Linked DNA regions of Homo sapiens: region 1 is linked to region 2. The links are chromatin loops, found by intact Hi-C in ENCODE. Cell type or tissue: heart right ventricle. All regions are shown on one strand.

Region 1 (8,000 bases), 200 kb before region 2:
ACAACCCAGATTAAGATATAAAACACTTCCAGGACACCAAAAGTTTCTTCACACACCTTACTCAGTAACCCCTCACCAAACGGCGGTCTCTATTCTAATCTCTAACATCATAGATTAGTTTTATCTGCTTTTGAACTTCATAAAAATAGAATCGTGCAGTATGTACTCTTTGTGTCTGACTTATCTCTTGCAACACTGTCTGTGAGATTCATACATGTTTTATATTATTTTTCATAATGCACACATAGTTTTTTATTTACAAAGAAGAATATTATTTTTGCTATGGTCTGAATGTCTGCCAAAATGTGTTGAAACTTAAATTCCCACTGTGGTGGTATTAAGAGGTGGGGCCTTTTGGAAACTGATTAAGTCACGAGGGCTTCACTTAGGCTCCTTTTTGCCCTTTCGCCTTCTGCCAGGTGAGGATGCAGCAAAAGGCCCTCACCAGACATGAACGCCAGAGCCTTGATCTTGGACTTTCCAGCCTCCAGAAATGGGAGAAATAAATTTGTTCTTTATAAATTTTCTTTATTTTGTTACAGCAGCATGAACGGACTAAGGCACTTTTTTAGTGTACTTTGGGGCTGCATTCACCAACAAAGACAAAAGATTCATGCTGAATCAGCTGCCTTCAGTGATGCCCAGTGATGAATCCTTTCTGAGATAATCCTGGACATATCATCATTCATTTATATGAATGCTTTTTATTATCATTATACTCACTGCAAATTTACAGGTAGAAATATGATGTTTTAAAAAGGTAAGGATGGACAATGAAGAGAAACTAGAATGACACTAAATGTCAATTACATGCTAGTCAATTTAAATGATCTCACTTAACCTTTATAACTATGTGGAGAAAGAGACAATCACCCCAGTTTTGCCAAAGAGGCAACAAGTTTGAAGACTTTAAATAAGCAGCCCAAGGTCACACTATAAATAAGAGATTTATAATTCAAATTCAAGTCTGATGCCAAGAGCCTTACCATTACCCATTATGAATTACAGGAAATAATTTATCCTTTCTATACCTCAAAATATTTAAATCTATTTTTCAGAGCCTCAATAGTCCTTAAGCTTTCTTCATGTTGCTTTTCTTTAGCTGCCAAAAGGGACTTCAGCTTTTCTCTCTGAAATGAAACAGAATAAATACAGTAAAATCACCCTGTGCTTGGAATTGGATTAAAAATGTGTTTTAGAAAACGTGAATTGGAATTGCATTGAGGACTGGAGTTAATGAATTCTCCAACCTGGTGAACTTTAACTACTAATAGAGTTGATAATTTCTACAAATATACTAATGAAACATACAATATCTATAAACAAAATCATAAAAAATTCAAATCTCTGTTTTCAATCTTAATGTTTTCAGACATTTTCTTTATGTTTAGAATTTTATATTATTTTCAGGACAAGTTTCACAGAAAGTAAGACTTTCAGAGGCAATAACAACAAAATGCCTACAATAATCTATGCCACTACATTCAAAACATCCTTTTTTAGTCATCTATAGATTTTGAATTTCCCTTTAATAACCAGAAATAGAATCCTGGTCTCTATCTCAATTCAGGACTTAAACCTTTACTACTATATCATCTTCAATTCCTAAAACAATTTTAATGGTTTAAAATAAAATGTCACCCTACCTCGCTTTCCAGATCATCAGCAACCATAACTTCCTAAATTTAAAAAGAACACAAAATATTTTAATTCTTAAAAGCCTATTTTAAAAGGCATGAACTTGGCAAAGATATTTTAAAAAGATTGGCAAATGTCTTTAAGACTAGGGCCAAGGATATGAGAAGAAAATTATGTACAATTCTGTTGTATGAGTTGTCATTCATTCTTCTCACTATCCAAATTCAGAAGCACTTTTGATTCTCTTGAGAACCTATCAACCACCAAGTCCTACTTGTTCTTGGTCCTCATATCTTCTGTCTACTTTTTCCTCTCCAATCCCATGGCCCTAACTATAGTTCAGCCTTTTGCTTTTGCATATGTTCAATTTTAGGAAAATCTAACATAGATAGCAAGATATTAAAGTGATACGGAAAATTAGAATCACAAGGACACAGCTGTACCAATCACGCAGTTACTTCTTACTTTTGAAATGCAAATATCACATAAGATTTCACCTGTGGTAAGTCCTGTACATAATAAAATGTATATTTAAAGAGCAAACTGATGATACTAGATTTCATATATATTCTACTTTCCCTCTAAAAAATGATTTATGGATATTTCTTGTATTTCCAATTTTTTTATACAACAAGGAATATATTACAGGTCACTGTTTCTGTGATTTTGCTCATCACAGTGTTCTCTGGAATGCCCTCTGATTCCCTCTTACTTCCTTCAAAATTCAACAGAAGTACCATCTCCCACAGGAAGTGCCCCCCTCAGAAGCGGCAGCCCACAGTGATCTCTCCTCACTTCCCTGAACATTCTTTACACTGTCCTTACTTGTTAGCTTATGGTACTTTAAATGTAAAATTTCATGTAAAAATCCTGGTCCCCAGTAAGATTTAACTCCTCTGAAGTGCAATGAGCTAATTTTACCTTCTTTAGCACAATCATTAACAATTTGCTATTGATATAGTAAGACAGTTTATTTTTCTATTATGCAGATTTATTTACCTCATTCAGCTGTAACTGTAAACCATTGACTTTATCCAAAAGTATTCTTTGTTCTTGCTGAATTTTTCTCAACCTCTCTTTCAAATCTTCATTTTCAATCTCCAAATCCTTAAATAATAAAGACAACAAGGTGCCAGGCCAATCTTAAAAGAGCAAATTCTTAAAGGAGAAATTTTTAAAAGCAGTTCACTACCATACAGGTACATACATATGTAAAACACTAAGTACAAAAGATACAATAATTTCAATGATATGCCAATGATTTAAAATCTACAGATCATAAATAAAATAGAAAATTACTATCCTATAATAGCTAATAAATACAAGTATATACTACAAGAGGGCAAATCATCCTAATTCCAATAAAGAAAAAATAAAAAGCATCTAGACACAGAAAAGAGCAAAAGAATATGCCATTTTAACTTTTGCTTAAGACCTCCCAAATTTATGAGACTCTTCTAATCCTTTTGTTGAAATAATCATCATTTTCAGTGCTCTGGTAAAAGATAAAGGCTCGAATTTAAGGACATAGTTCATTTTCTTACACTACATAGTAAACTAAGAAAACCCAAATAAAATGCTTTTATTATACTGAAACAGCTATTCAATTTATCATTTAACGGTGTTTCAGTCATAAAATTAATTATGGGTCCTTCCTCTAAAATAATCCTCATAATATTCTTTGGAAACTTTGACCAATATAAAAGCCAAAAAGTACTGTGTGGTTAGTTTAACAAAATTATTTTTCTCAATCAAAATAGAAAATACTTTAAGAAAAAAATCAGATTTAATTTACATTAATGATCATTTTTAATACTATAATTTTCTAAAATAAACACAAATGTATGGTTTACATCACAAAACAAACACATTTAAATCAAACAGTTATATAAAGTTGCTTTTTCTAATATATATTAAAACAATACTTTCTACACCATACTTCTAGCGTTACATAATTAAATTTTATAATACTGGACTCAAACATTGATAACAAAAGTCAATTCTTAAAGAAGAGATTAGGCAGCCGGGTGTGGTGGCTCACGCTTGTAATCCCAACACTTTGGGAGGCTGAGGCGGGTGGATCACCTGAGGTCAGGAGTTCAAGACCAGCCTGGCCAACATGGTGAAACCCCGTCTCAACTAAAAATACAAAAATTAGCCAGGCATGGTGGCACATGCCTGTAATCCCAGCTACTAGAAGGGCTGAGGCAGGAGGATCACTTGAACCTGGGAGGCAGAGGTTGCAGTGAGCCGAGATCATGCCACTGCACTCCAGCCTGGGCAACAGAGCCAGACCCCATCTCTAAATAAATAAATAAATAAATAAATAAATAAATAAATAGAAGAGATTAGGCAAAAAAAAAGAGAATCACAAACAATTTTAACGAGCTTCCCTTTCTTTGCCCCACTCATTTCACCCATTCTCTTGCTTCCTCTCTTCTCTCTCAATCCCACTACAAATACTGGAATTGTTTTTAAAGGAAGACACCATTATTTTTTTCTTTTTACCTGAATATTTTGATGCTCCCTCTGATGTGACTTCACATTTACTTCATCTTGCATGTGTGTCAAATTTCGCTTTGGTAAAACATAAGAAAACACGGGTCAGCAAGTGTAAGAATACAGAAAAGTATATTTTCCTCAATTGGCAATACACCCAGTTAGTGATTTTCAGTTTATCCAACATTAGCTGCACATAACACAAGGTGGCAGTGTTTCTATTTAAAACTCCAAAATGGAAAGGACCTTTAAGACTATGTTTTAAATAAATCAAGTATAACTTATTTAAAAATACTAAATAATAACAAATTTTAAAATATTATTAAGGATTTATTTTAACTAAAGTCACAAAATTTTAAAAAGAATTTGTAATAAATGCATAACAAAAGTTGGGCTATAAAGCACTGCATTGCCAACTACTAAAAGAACTCAACTTAAAAAAAAAAAAAAAGGAAGAGGAAGGGGAAGTCACATTAATTTGTAAAGACAATACAGAAATTATTTACTTCTCTGAGCACCACCAAAATAAAATATCAAGAGGTATGGTAAGGAAGAGACAGACAGTCCCTCTGACCTGAGCAATATAAAAAGGTCTTTAAATAACTTGGTTGGGTGTATGTTCTGTTTTTGTAACTTACTGCTTTGAAACTTTATTCCAGCTTAGAGATTTGCTTTAACAAAAACAACATAATTATTAAACAAGAGAATAACCCCCCTTTCAAAAAAACCAAAATGATCTTTAAATCTCCACAATAACTAATGTAGAAAGCTATTTATTTCTTCCTAATTAGGTTAAAAAAAAAACTACTGCTTTAATTCTTCGAGATGATTTTCTCATGTTTTGTATTATTTGTTTACCTTTGCTTGATCAAGTTTTTAAACTATCATTCAAATGAGTTTGGATCTAGAACTAGAGGAACAACTCCCATTTAAAAGATATTCTATATCCACAATTTGGCCCTAACTATGTTTACAGCCTCATTCCTTCTACCAAAGGACTGTTCTTCAAGTGGAATCTGACATCTTCTCACAGCTCACCTGATCATACCACTTTCATTTCCAGCCTTCACTTCAGCATCCTCACCCACTGCCTCCACTATATCCTAACTCAGACATACTAAATCAACCGCATCCTTTAATTAAGATCCATCTTCCTGACAAGCCTTGTTATTAGCACACTAAAAGAACCTCTCTTGCACCTCTGGCTCCACTTAGCAGCGATCTGATCACGTGCACCACTGATTGGGGTGCACACGTCCTGCCTTCCGCCATCTGGTAGTCACTGGTGGGTACATATCAATAGTCCTTATCATACAAGGTCCTTCTTAATCTAGCCCTTTGTTACTTTAGCAGCTTCTTCTGCTCCCTCCACGATGGGCACATCGCTCCTGTCACACTTGTCTGCTGCTGCCCCATGAACATGTCTAACCTGCTCCCTCATCAGGGGCTGGGCACCTGCCCTTCCCTCAGCCTGTGAGGCTTCTCCCACAGACTTCCACCCACTCCCTCTTCATCCCTTAATTCTGTTTTGTTTTTCTTCACAGCATCTGCTATGATACTAAATATTCCTTTGCTTATTGTTCATCTCTCACTAAGCTAGGAGTTCCATAAGGGCAGAGACTTCGTACACTACAATATTCCCAGCACTTAGAACAGTAGTTGGCATGTTGTAGATGTTCAGCAGATATCTGTGAACAAACAACTGAGTGAGTCTTACATTTGCAACTATACTGTAGGCTTCTTGAAAACAGAGATTACATGTGCCTTAGTATTAAAAAAAAAAAGTCCTATTTACAGCGTATATTTAGTAAGTGTATTCAATAAATGACGGAAACACAGTAATTAGGAGCAGTGTGTCTTTCTGTTCCTAGTAGAATATTAACTCCTTGTATTCACTTCAATATTTCCTAGAGCACTGAGCAGAGAACAATTCCCATATTAATATTCAATAATTCTTTTTATTTTAAATATCTATATATTTCAGAAATCATTTTTCTCTGATTCTGTGTGAGATGGCTAGTACAGTCATAGCAGTGTACATTTTTTTTCACTCTACTCACACTTAGGTTATATGAGGCACAGGGAAGAAGGCTGGAACAGTTGCTCCAGATGGAAAAGTGTCAACAGACATGACCCATATATGAACATATTAATTCAGATGGATTGAAAAGGAAAACAAGCTTTAATATAACTTTCATGATAAGTGCAGCAAACCACCACGGCACATGTATACCTATGTACAAACTGGCACATTCAGCACATGTATCTCAGAACTTAAAGCAAAATTTTTAAAAAATGTAGCTTTCAGATTCAGGTGAGAGGTACAAAAATGACACAGGATGATGATCAGAATTGCTCAAGGTACCTGATTACTTTCTCTTCAGGGTTTGCAAATGCTTAGGTTCCTCTCACTAGAGAAAAGCTGAAAGCCTGGAAGGGAACAGTCAGCAGGAGAGGAAAGCTGCCTACACTAGCTTTTGAGCCACGGTACTGTAAACCAACCCTGCTTACTTTAACACAAATAGATTAGCAGAAAACATAAGACATTTCACAACCAGGATATCAAAACAGGGTTAAATAGTAATTTAATAATAAATGTAGTGCAAAGCATGAATTATTTCAAGTGTTGTTATTCCGTAAAGTCCTCAATTAAATACACACAGAAAAAAAGACTGAAGAAGAAATAAAAACACTAACAGTGGCATTGAAATCACAATATATAATCAGTTTAGAACTCTGTTTTCTTCATTTCTTAATTACACTGGAAGAATTTTCCCATAACAGTCAATATTTTGTCCTGTTATTAAGGGAGACTGGGGGAAACTGTCTATGATCTGCCAAGCTAAAGTTCATCATTTAGCAAGTTACAATGTCTCCTACTTGAAAAAACTGAATGCTCACGGCCCTAATCAGGAGGCTATCTCTTTCCCACTGGATACCTTCATTGAAACTGAGATCTAATGTGTCTCAAGCTAAGTGATAGTATCTTGATAGGACCTCATGATCTAAGTATCCAGAATCTACACGGGCTTGATTAACTGAGAAGAGAGATAGAACGCATTTAAACTCAGAATAGTTATGCTAACTATTAACTAGTTTTACTAAGCACTTTAAACTATACAATACATATAATTATTTAAAATTAAAATTAATATCTACCTGTTGCAAAGATGGCCCTTTCTTCCAAAGTTCTCTCCCTAAGATTTAGAGAAAAAGAGAAACAACAAAATGGCAGGTTAACTTGGGGTAGGTACGCATTCCCTAACTATACAATTGAGTCAATATTAAATAAATAAACTTTAGAGTTTCCTCTAAAGCTTACAACTTTTTAGTTTTATTTCTAAAACGTATGCTTGAAACAATAATGACATCTCACTTTTGCCTATCAAATTAGCAAAATTTTTATAACAATATTCAAGTAGGTAAGATTAAAGACTAAGGATTGGAGGCAGGTAAAAAATGGGAAATTTATTTAGGCTGGGTATGGTGGCTCACACCTGTAATCCCAGCACTTTGGGAGGCTGGGGCAGGAGGATCACTTGAGGCTAGGAGTTCAAGACCAGCCTGGGCAACATAGCAAGACCCCATCTCTACAAAAAAAATATAAAAAATTAGCTGGCCATGGTGGTACATGCCTGTAGTCCCAGCTACTCATGAGGCTGAGGCAGGAAGATAACTTGAGCCCAGGAGTTTGAGATTGCAGTGAGCTATGATGGCACCACTATACTCTAGCCTGGGCAACAAAGGGAGACCCCATATCTAAAAAAAAAGAGGGGAAGAAAATTTAAAAAGCTCCTAAATTCGAAGGCAATTTGCCAACATAGACCAAAGGCTTAAAGAAATGTGCATGCCCTGAAACTCAG
Region 2 (8,000 bases):
ATGTGAACAAGGGTCTGTGGTTTTCCTAGGCAGAGGACCCTGCGGCCTTCCGCAGTGTTTGTGTCCCTGGGTACTTGAGATTAGGGAGTGGTGATGACTCTTAACGAGTATGCTGCCTTCAAGCATCTGTTTAACAAAGCACATCTTGCACCGCCCTTAATCCATTTAACCCTGAGTGGACACAGCACATGTTTCAGAGAGCACGGGGTTGGGGGTAAGGTTATAGATTAACAGCATCCCAAGGCAGAAGAATTTTTCCTAGTACAGAACAAAATGGAGTCTCCCATGTCTACTTCTTTCTACACAGACACAGCAACAATCTGATCTCTCTTTCCTTTCCCCACATTTCCCCCCTCTCTACTCGACAAAACCCCCATCGTCATCATGGCCCGCTCTCAATGAGCTGTTGGGCACACCTCCCAGACCAGGTGGCGGCCGGGCAGAGGGGCTCCTCACTTCCCAGACGGGGCGACCGGGCAGAGGCGCCCCCCACCTCCCGAACGGCGCGGCTGGCCGGGCGGGGGCTGCCCCCCACCTCCTGGACGGGGTGGCTGCCGGGCAGAGACGCTCCTCACTTCCCAGACGGGGCGGCTGCTGGGCGGAGGGGCTCCTCACTTCTCAGACGGGGCGGCCAGGAAGAGACGCTCCTCACCTCCCAGACGGGGTGGTGGTGGGGCAGACACACTCCTCAGATCCCAGACGGGGCCGCGGCCGGGCAGAGGCTCTCCTCACATCCCAGACGGGGCGGGGGGGTAGAGGCGCTCCCCACATCTCAGACGATGGGCGGCCGGGCAGAGACGCTCCTCACTTCCTAGACGGGATGGTGGCCGGGAAGAGGCGCTCCTTACTTCCCAGACTGGGCGGCCGGGCAGAGGGGCTCCTCACATCCCAGACGATGGGCGGCCAGGCAGAGACGCTCCTCACTTCCCAGACGGGATGGCGGCCGGGCAGAGGCTGCAATCTCGGCACTTTGGGAGGCCAAGGCAGGCGGCTGGGAGGTGGAGGTTGAAGCAAGCCGAGATCACGCCACTGCACTCCAGCCTGGGCAACATTGAGCACTGAGTGAGCAAGACTCCGTCTGCAATCCTGGCACCTCGGGAGGCCGAAGCTGGCAGATCACTCACGGTCAGGAGCTGGAGACCAGCCCGGCCAACACGGCGAAACCCCGTCTCCACCAAAAAATACAAAAACCAATCAGGCGTGGCAGCACGCGCCTGCAATCCCAGGCACTGGGCAGGCTGAGGCAGGAGAATCAGGCAGGGAGGTTGCAGTGAACCGAGATTGCGGCAGCACAGTCTAGCCTCGGCTCGGCATCAGAGGGAGACCGCGGAAAGTGGGAGACGGAGACGTAGGGGAGAGGGAGAGGAGGAGGGGGAGGGCGAGGGGGAGGGAGAGGTACTTAGTTTTATCCCTGGTTTGTTGAATGACTGAAAAAACATTCATATTGGTGCTAAGAGATGAGCCTAGGGAATAAGTGCTTGGGAAGTAACTTTCCAAAGGGTCCGGTTCTGGGACTGGGTTTAGAAGCTTGAGATGATGTCAAAGATAAAGTTGTGATACGCTTTAGGGTTTCCAAAAAGTGTGTGTTCTAAAAAGATGAGAAAATTGTCAAGAAGGAGAAATTGCTGGCATTTTTAAAAAAGAGAAAATTGAGACCAGACAAGTTCCATAGGCAGCATCTCAGAAAGCTCTCATATCCACTGAGGAGAGTGATTTGCATGTACAGCCATGGAGACCCTAGAGAGAAAGAGGACGTTTTCTCCAAGAGATTCCAAGACTTGTGAGAGAAATGGCTCTGGCTCAAAATATCTTATAAACTTGACATAACTTTTTTTTTTTTTTTTTTTTTTAGATGGAGTCTCACTCTGTCGCCTAGGCTGGAGTGCCGTGGTGCGATCTCGCTCACTGCAACCTCCACCTCCCAGGTTCAAGCAATTCTCTGCCTCAGCATCCCGAGTAGCTGGGATTATAGGTGCCCGCCACCATGCCCAGCTCATTTTTGTATTTTTAGTAGAGGCGGGGTTTCACCATCTTGGCCAGGCTGGTCTTGAATTCCTGACCTCAAGTGATCCACCCGCCTTGGCCTCCCAAAGTGTTGGGATTACAGGAGTGAGCCACCTCGCCCAGCCAACTTGACATAACTTTTAAAGATGGATTGCCAAGCTGAGGTAAGTCTACACTTTCAGTTGACATAATTTTGTATAACAATTATACTCTGCTATCCCCTCACTGAACTAAAACATCATATACGGTCAAAATACTAACTAAAGCTATTATACAAGAATGAAAAACTGAGGGTCATGGTGAGGAGGGAACAGGAAAATAGTGATTGCCTTTTCCTTAGGGAGTCTTTACCACTAGTGTATCAGGTAGTGCTTGCTGCATGACAAACAACCCCACAATTTAATGGCCTAAAATACAACCATTGATTCATCTTACAGTTGCATGGGCTGACTGGGCAGCTCTTCTCTCTGGGCATGCTTGGCGGATTTGCTGGACTTCCTCATGCTTCTCTGGTCAGCTGGCATGTTGGAGGCAGCCAGATGATCTAGAATGACTTCCTTCATGTGTCTGACAGTTGGAGGGCTCTTTGCAAGGGACCAGCTGCTTCTCCACATGGAGTCTCCTCCATAGGGGGCTAGCTTGAACTCAGTCACATGGTAGTCCTAGAGTTCCAAACACAGCAAGAGGACAAGCCCAGGGCTCAAGCACTTTTAAAGCCTCAGTTTATATTACCTTTACTAATGTCCTATTGGTGAAAGTAAGTCACATGACCAAACCAAAGTCAAGAAGTGGAGAAATAGATTTTACCTCTTGATGGGAGTGGAAGAATTTTTGGCTATTTTTACAATCTACTGCAACTAGGTGGTAGGCTTAGTAAAGAATAAACCAATAGGTACATGGAACTGTAGAAAGGGATTGAGATGTCAAGGATACAGTCCTTGACTGTAGAAACTCTACATTTCCTGGGTGTTGTTAGTAAACCAGTGTGTGAATGTCATTTAGTCCAGCTAGGGAACCTTCTGTTTGGGGATTTCCCTGGGTTATGTTATCTCAGAGCCCAACATAACTTTTGAGACTCTGATCGGAACTGCAAACGCCATCTTGGAACAATCCTGGAAGTGTTCTAGATGTCTGGGATCCTTCTGTTCTGACACTAACGAGGGAGGGATGAGCTCCCTGGAATATCTGCAAACCCATCCCTGCTGGTTTAGGTGAGAAAGAGGATCTACCTTTTCTTCTCAAAGACAGGGATTAAGAGCCAGGAGGTACAAAGGGCAGGTGGGTGGGCAGCAATGATAGAATAGGCTAGTTATTTGAACTGGGATCAAGAAAAGGAAGGATGTAAATAGTAAGCCTGCTCCAAGTGGGAAGCAATCAAATTGATAATTTGATAATAAGCTGGAGACTATGACCTGGAGACAAGTTGGGGAACATTTAAAGAGCAGGTGGAAGAAGGTTGACAGTCTTTTGAAGCGGTTTGCATTTTTTGGTTTTTAGATGACAAGCTACAGAAAATTCAATCTCAGCTCTGCCACTAATCAGTTATGTGAGTATGGACAAATTGCCTCAGTTAATTTCCTCATTGACAAAATGAGGCATTTTAACTGGAAGATTTTTCCAGCTATAACACCTTCAGGGAATCTAGAAAAAGAAGAAAAGGACTGACATATATGTGAAAGGAATAAGTCTACATGAGGAGGAATCCCCTTCAGAAAGCATTGGAACAAGTACTGAGGAAGATTTTCAATCTCTAAAGCTTTAAAAACATGATAGATCCCTATCATTCTTCAACAAATATTAACTGAACTACATGCCAGGCATTGTAGACAGAGCAGTCAGCGAACAACAGCAGCATGCCCCTGTGGGGCTTACAGGATTGTTTGAGTTTGATCAAATGGTTCTAGATGATTTCACTAAGTAAGAGTTGCAAGCACATCCAGCTTCATTATTCAGTCATTTCTGATGAAGAGTGGGATCAATTTTGCCAGAAATGGAGACATTGGATTGCTAAGACAATTTGCAGGCTGGGATTATACCAGATAACTTCTCTGATCTTCAGTTTCTTCATCTACAAAATAAAAGTGTGAACCAGACCATCCCTAAAGTTCCATTCAGCTCCAAAATTCCAATTCGGCTGCCCAGCAGTTCTTTGGTGCTTTAGCTCAGCAACTCCATCTAGTGTCTCTGTGAAATGAACTTAGAAAACATCCAGTGTACTAACTATTGACTAAAATGAGAGGCCACAAAAGAGACTGGACATAACTAAAGGCAGGGCTCGGAATCAAGATATATGGGTAAGGGGTTGATGGGTTATAAGTCATATTTAACATGATGTTTACAATGTGTCAGGTGCTGTTCTAAGTGGTTAGCATACATTTAATTCTCACAACAAACCTATGATCGAGGAACTAAAAACAGCCGTACTTTACAGATGAGGGAACGGCCCAAAAAGGCAAAGTAACCTGCCTAGTAATTGGCATAACTAGAATGGAAGCCTAGGTAGTGTGTTACAAAGTCCATCCTCTTAGGCAATATCCTTTCCTGCCTCTAGCTAAGAGTTATGGAACACTTACCATGTGCCCAGCAGTGTTCTAGGTTTTTCATATTGTAATCTTCTCAACAGAAATATGTTGTAGGTACTAAAATCACAATTTTGCATGGGAGTAGACTCAGGCCCAGAGAGATAATGTAATTTATCTAAGTACACTATAGCCGATAAGCGTCTTGGAGCCTAGATTGGAACTTCGGTATTCAGCCAGGGTGAAAGAAGCATCCAGGCTGTTGCCATGTCCCAATAATTTTTTCTCCCACTTTCCTAAATGTCACTGATCATGATTCTTGGTACATAAAGGGAAGATGCAAGGAGCAAGTGCTAGACAGTTTCTTTCTTTTTTCTTTTTTTTTAGTGGATTATCTGCAGAGCCAACTCTTGAATATTCAGAAGTTAATTCAATTAATGGATAAGACAGGCTTAAGTGCATGTTCTTGGTCTCTCCAGCTTCTCATTTTCGATCACTTTTGCCAGGTAAATAATGAAGACTTTAAGTGCCACAGGAAGTCTAAAAACTCTCCTTTAGGGATCCTACATCATGGTTTCAACGATCACTTTCATGTAAATGCCTCTGAAAGCTACATCTCTACACCTCACTACTCGAATTGCCTGAGAAACACATCTGCTTTCCTGTTTCATTATCTTCTGAAACTCAACATTCAGTATTCATTTAGCAAATGCTTGTAAAACCTTACCATGTAGGAAGAACATTTGGAAACCCCTTAGACCCTTAGAACAGTGCTTGGCACAGTGAACTACTGTCTTTACCTTCAGGCTGTGTAGAGTCTAGTGGGGGAGATTAGTAAACAGTCACAACACAAGGTGATAAATGCCATGATGGGCTATGCATGACATGCTTTGGTAGTATGCAGTGACATTTCATCCAGTCTTCAGAGAGGGTGAGGGTAGGGTCAGGGTAGGTTTCTCAGGCAACTCATTTCTAAAATTGAAATCAGCACCTTTCTCCCGAGATTGGCTCCTTCTTATAGTACTAATAGTACTGCCAGTTCTTGTTACCCACACTTGAAAACTCAGTCATTGTTTACTCTTTCCTTGTTCACAAATCCGTAAAGTAACCACCATGTCCAGTCAATTCTTCCTTTTCTATCTTCTCCATTTTTTGCCTTTCCTCACTCTAGGTCAATATTTTACCTTCTCAAGCCAGGACTATTGCAAAGGCATGCCATCTCTAACAAATTTAATCCATTCCAATTCTTCTTGTGCTATGCTCCAGATTCATTTGCCTAACATACTTTCCTGACCCCAAATCTGAAAAGTTCATTCAGTGCCCAAAGGTTAAAGGCCATTCCGCTTGTTCTGGCAACATTCTGCTTGTCTATCTGAATCTTTCAGAACTCCTTTGTAAATCTTCAGTCTAATGATGCCACTCTCCTTCTCACTCATCCTTTGCTTTTTATGCATCCGTGTCTCTACTGACTTTTTCTGGGCCTTCAGTCCTTCCTGTTGGTTTTTAAAGCATATTTATATCCTCTCTCTCCTTAAAGGACCATTACAATTCCACCTATTTTGTGAAGCCTACCTTAAGAAACTACAGAATTTATTGCTTGAACTATCATTTGGCAAAATAATAGTGTATTGCTTTTTCTTTAACATGCTTTATAAAGGTATAATTTACATACAACTATTAATACAATGTATGTATTAATGTAACCCTCATCACATTGGGGTATAAAACATTCCATCTCCCCTAAACATTTCCTTGCGTACTTTTGCAGGGAATGTTCCTCTGCCCTAGTCCCAAGCAACCACTGATGGATTCCTTTCTGTCACTATAGATTTTTTTCTTTTCTAGAATTTTATACAAATAGAAATATAGAATGTGTACTTTTATTTGTGCCTGGATTTTTTTCACTCAGCATAATACTTTCAAAATTAATCCAGGTTGTTTTGTATATGTTTGTTTTATTTCTAAGATAATTTCATTATTTGGATATACTTCAATTTCCTTATCCACTCACCTGTTGATGGACATTTGAGTTTTCAGATTTTGGCTCTTATGAGCATTTGTGTAAAAGTCTTTGTGTGGACATGTGTTTTCTCTTGGTAAAGTACCCAGGAGTGAAATTGTTTGGTTGAATGATATGGGTATGTTACCTTCATGAAAGTTTACCACATTGTTTTCCAAAGTGCTTGTAGTATTTTGTATTACTACCAGCAATGTAGGAGAGTTCCAGTTGCTATTGCTCTCCAACAGTTTGTTATTTTAAATTCTTTGTGGCTGGGCGCGGTGGCTCACGCCTGTAATCCCAGCACTTTGGGAGGCTGAGGCAGGTGGATCACGAGGTCAGGAGATTGAGACCATCCTGGCTAACATGGTGAAACCCCGTCTCTACTAAAAATATGAAAACAAAATTAGCCGGGTGTGGTGGCGGGCGCCTGTAGTCCCAGCTACTCAGGAGGCTGAGGTGGGAGAATGGCGTGAACCCGGGAGGCAGAGTTTGCAGGGAGCCGAGCTTGCAACAAGCCAGGATCACGCCACTGCACTCCAGCCTGGGCGACAGAGTGAGACTCTGTCTCAAAATAAATAAATACATAAATAAATAAATTCTTTGCATTTTCCATATTGTAAATGAAACCAGTTTTTTTTAATCTCAGTTTCCAATTGTTCATTGTTAGCATATAGAAATGAAGTTGATTTTTGCATATTTGGTTTGCTAAACTGATTTATTGGTTCTAGTAGCTTTTTAATAGATTTCTTAGGAGGTTCTACGTACATAATCATATCATCTCTAAAAAAAGGACAACCTTATTTCCTCCTTTTAAACATCTGTGCATTTTGTTTTGCCATTTCTTCCTTTTTGCCTTCTTTCCTTTTTTTCCCCTTGCCTTTATTGCACCAACTAGGATCTTCAGTATGATGTTGAATAAAAGTATTGAAGAATGGACATCCTCACATTTTTCCTGATCTAGGGATAAAGCCTGTAAGGGAACATTAACTATGGATTTAGTGGCATACATTCATGGCTGCTATTAGGTGAAGAAAGTAAATTCCTTTCTATTCTTAGTTTATTGGTAGGTTTTTATCATAAATAGATGTTGACTTTTGTCAAATGTTTTTTAAATCTAGTAAGATGAAGGTGACATGATTTTTCTCTTTCGTTCTCTTAATATGGTGAATTACATTGATTGGTTGTTGAATGTGAAACCAGCCTCGTGTGGCTGAGCTAAACTGTACTTAGATGTGATGTATTATTTGTATAATGTATTGCAGGATATGTTTGCTAATAGTTTGTTAAGATACACACATAACTTTACAAGGGATGTTGGTTTATAATTTCTTTTCTTGCAATGTCTTTGCCTAGTTTTGGTAATAGGTTAATGCTGAACTCATGAGATGGGAAGTGTTCTCTAGTCCTTTTCTCTTGGAAGAGCTTGTATAAGATTGGTATTCTTTCTTATGTTGTTTGACAGAATTTGAAAGTAA

The links. Hi-C counts contacts between places; a loop is a spot of excess contacts. Peaks named below come from ENCODE experiments on the same cell type or tissue, not always from the same donor. Only the 100,000 strongest peaks of a DNase experiment are listed, where the experiment ranks them.
Region 1: a loop joins it to region 2, with 5 times the contacts of the local background. A loop is called at or near these places in 33 of 110 quality-filtered maps.

The regions. Positions count from the first base shown.
Region 1 is chr15:70,675,462-70,683,461 of GRCh38, forward strand. UACA (uveal autoantigen with coiled-coil domains and ankyrin repeats) reads right to left here. Exons shown (of 19, transcript NM_018003.4): 9 at 7,297-7,334; 10 at 4,147-4,215; 11 at 2,638-2,745; 12 at 1,647-1,679; 13 at 1,032-1,130. Among named protein-coding and RNA genes, the nearest start is that of SALRNA2, 44 kb to the left of the region's middle. In heart right ventricle, a CTCF peak has its summit at 4,349 (motif pointing right); no DNase peak of the experiment used is centred here; H3K27ac peaks cover 2,124 bases.
Region 2 is chr15:70,871,056-70,879,055 of GRCh38, forward strand. It overlaps a transcript of LRRC49 not described here. Among named protein-coding and RNA genes, the nearest start is that of THAP10, 17 kb to the right of the region's middle. RefSeq lists enhancers at 1-194, 195-752, 5,025-5,084, 5,095-5,294 and a silencer at 6,842-7,018. In heart right ventricle, a CTCF peak has its summit at 4,189; no DNase peak of the experiment used is centred here.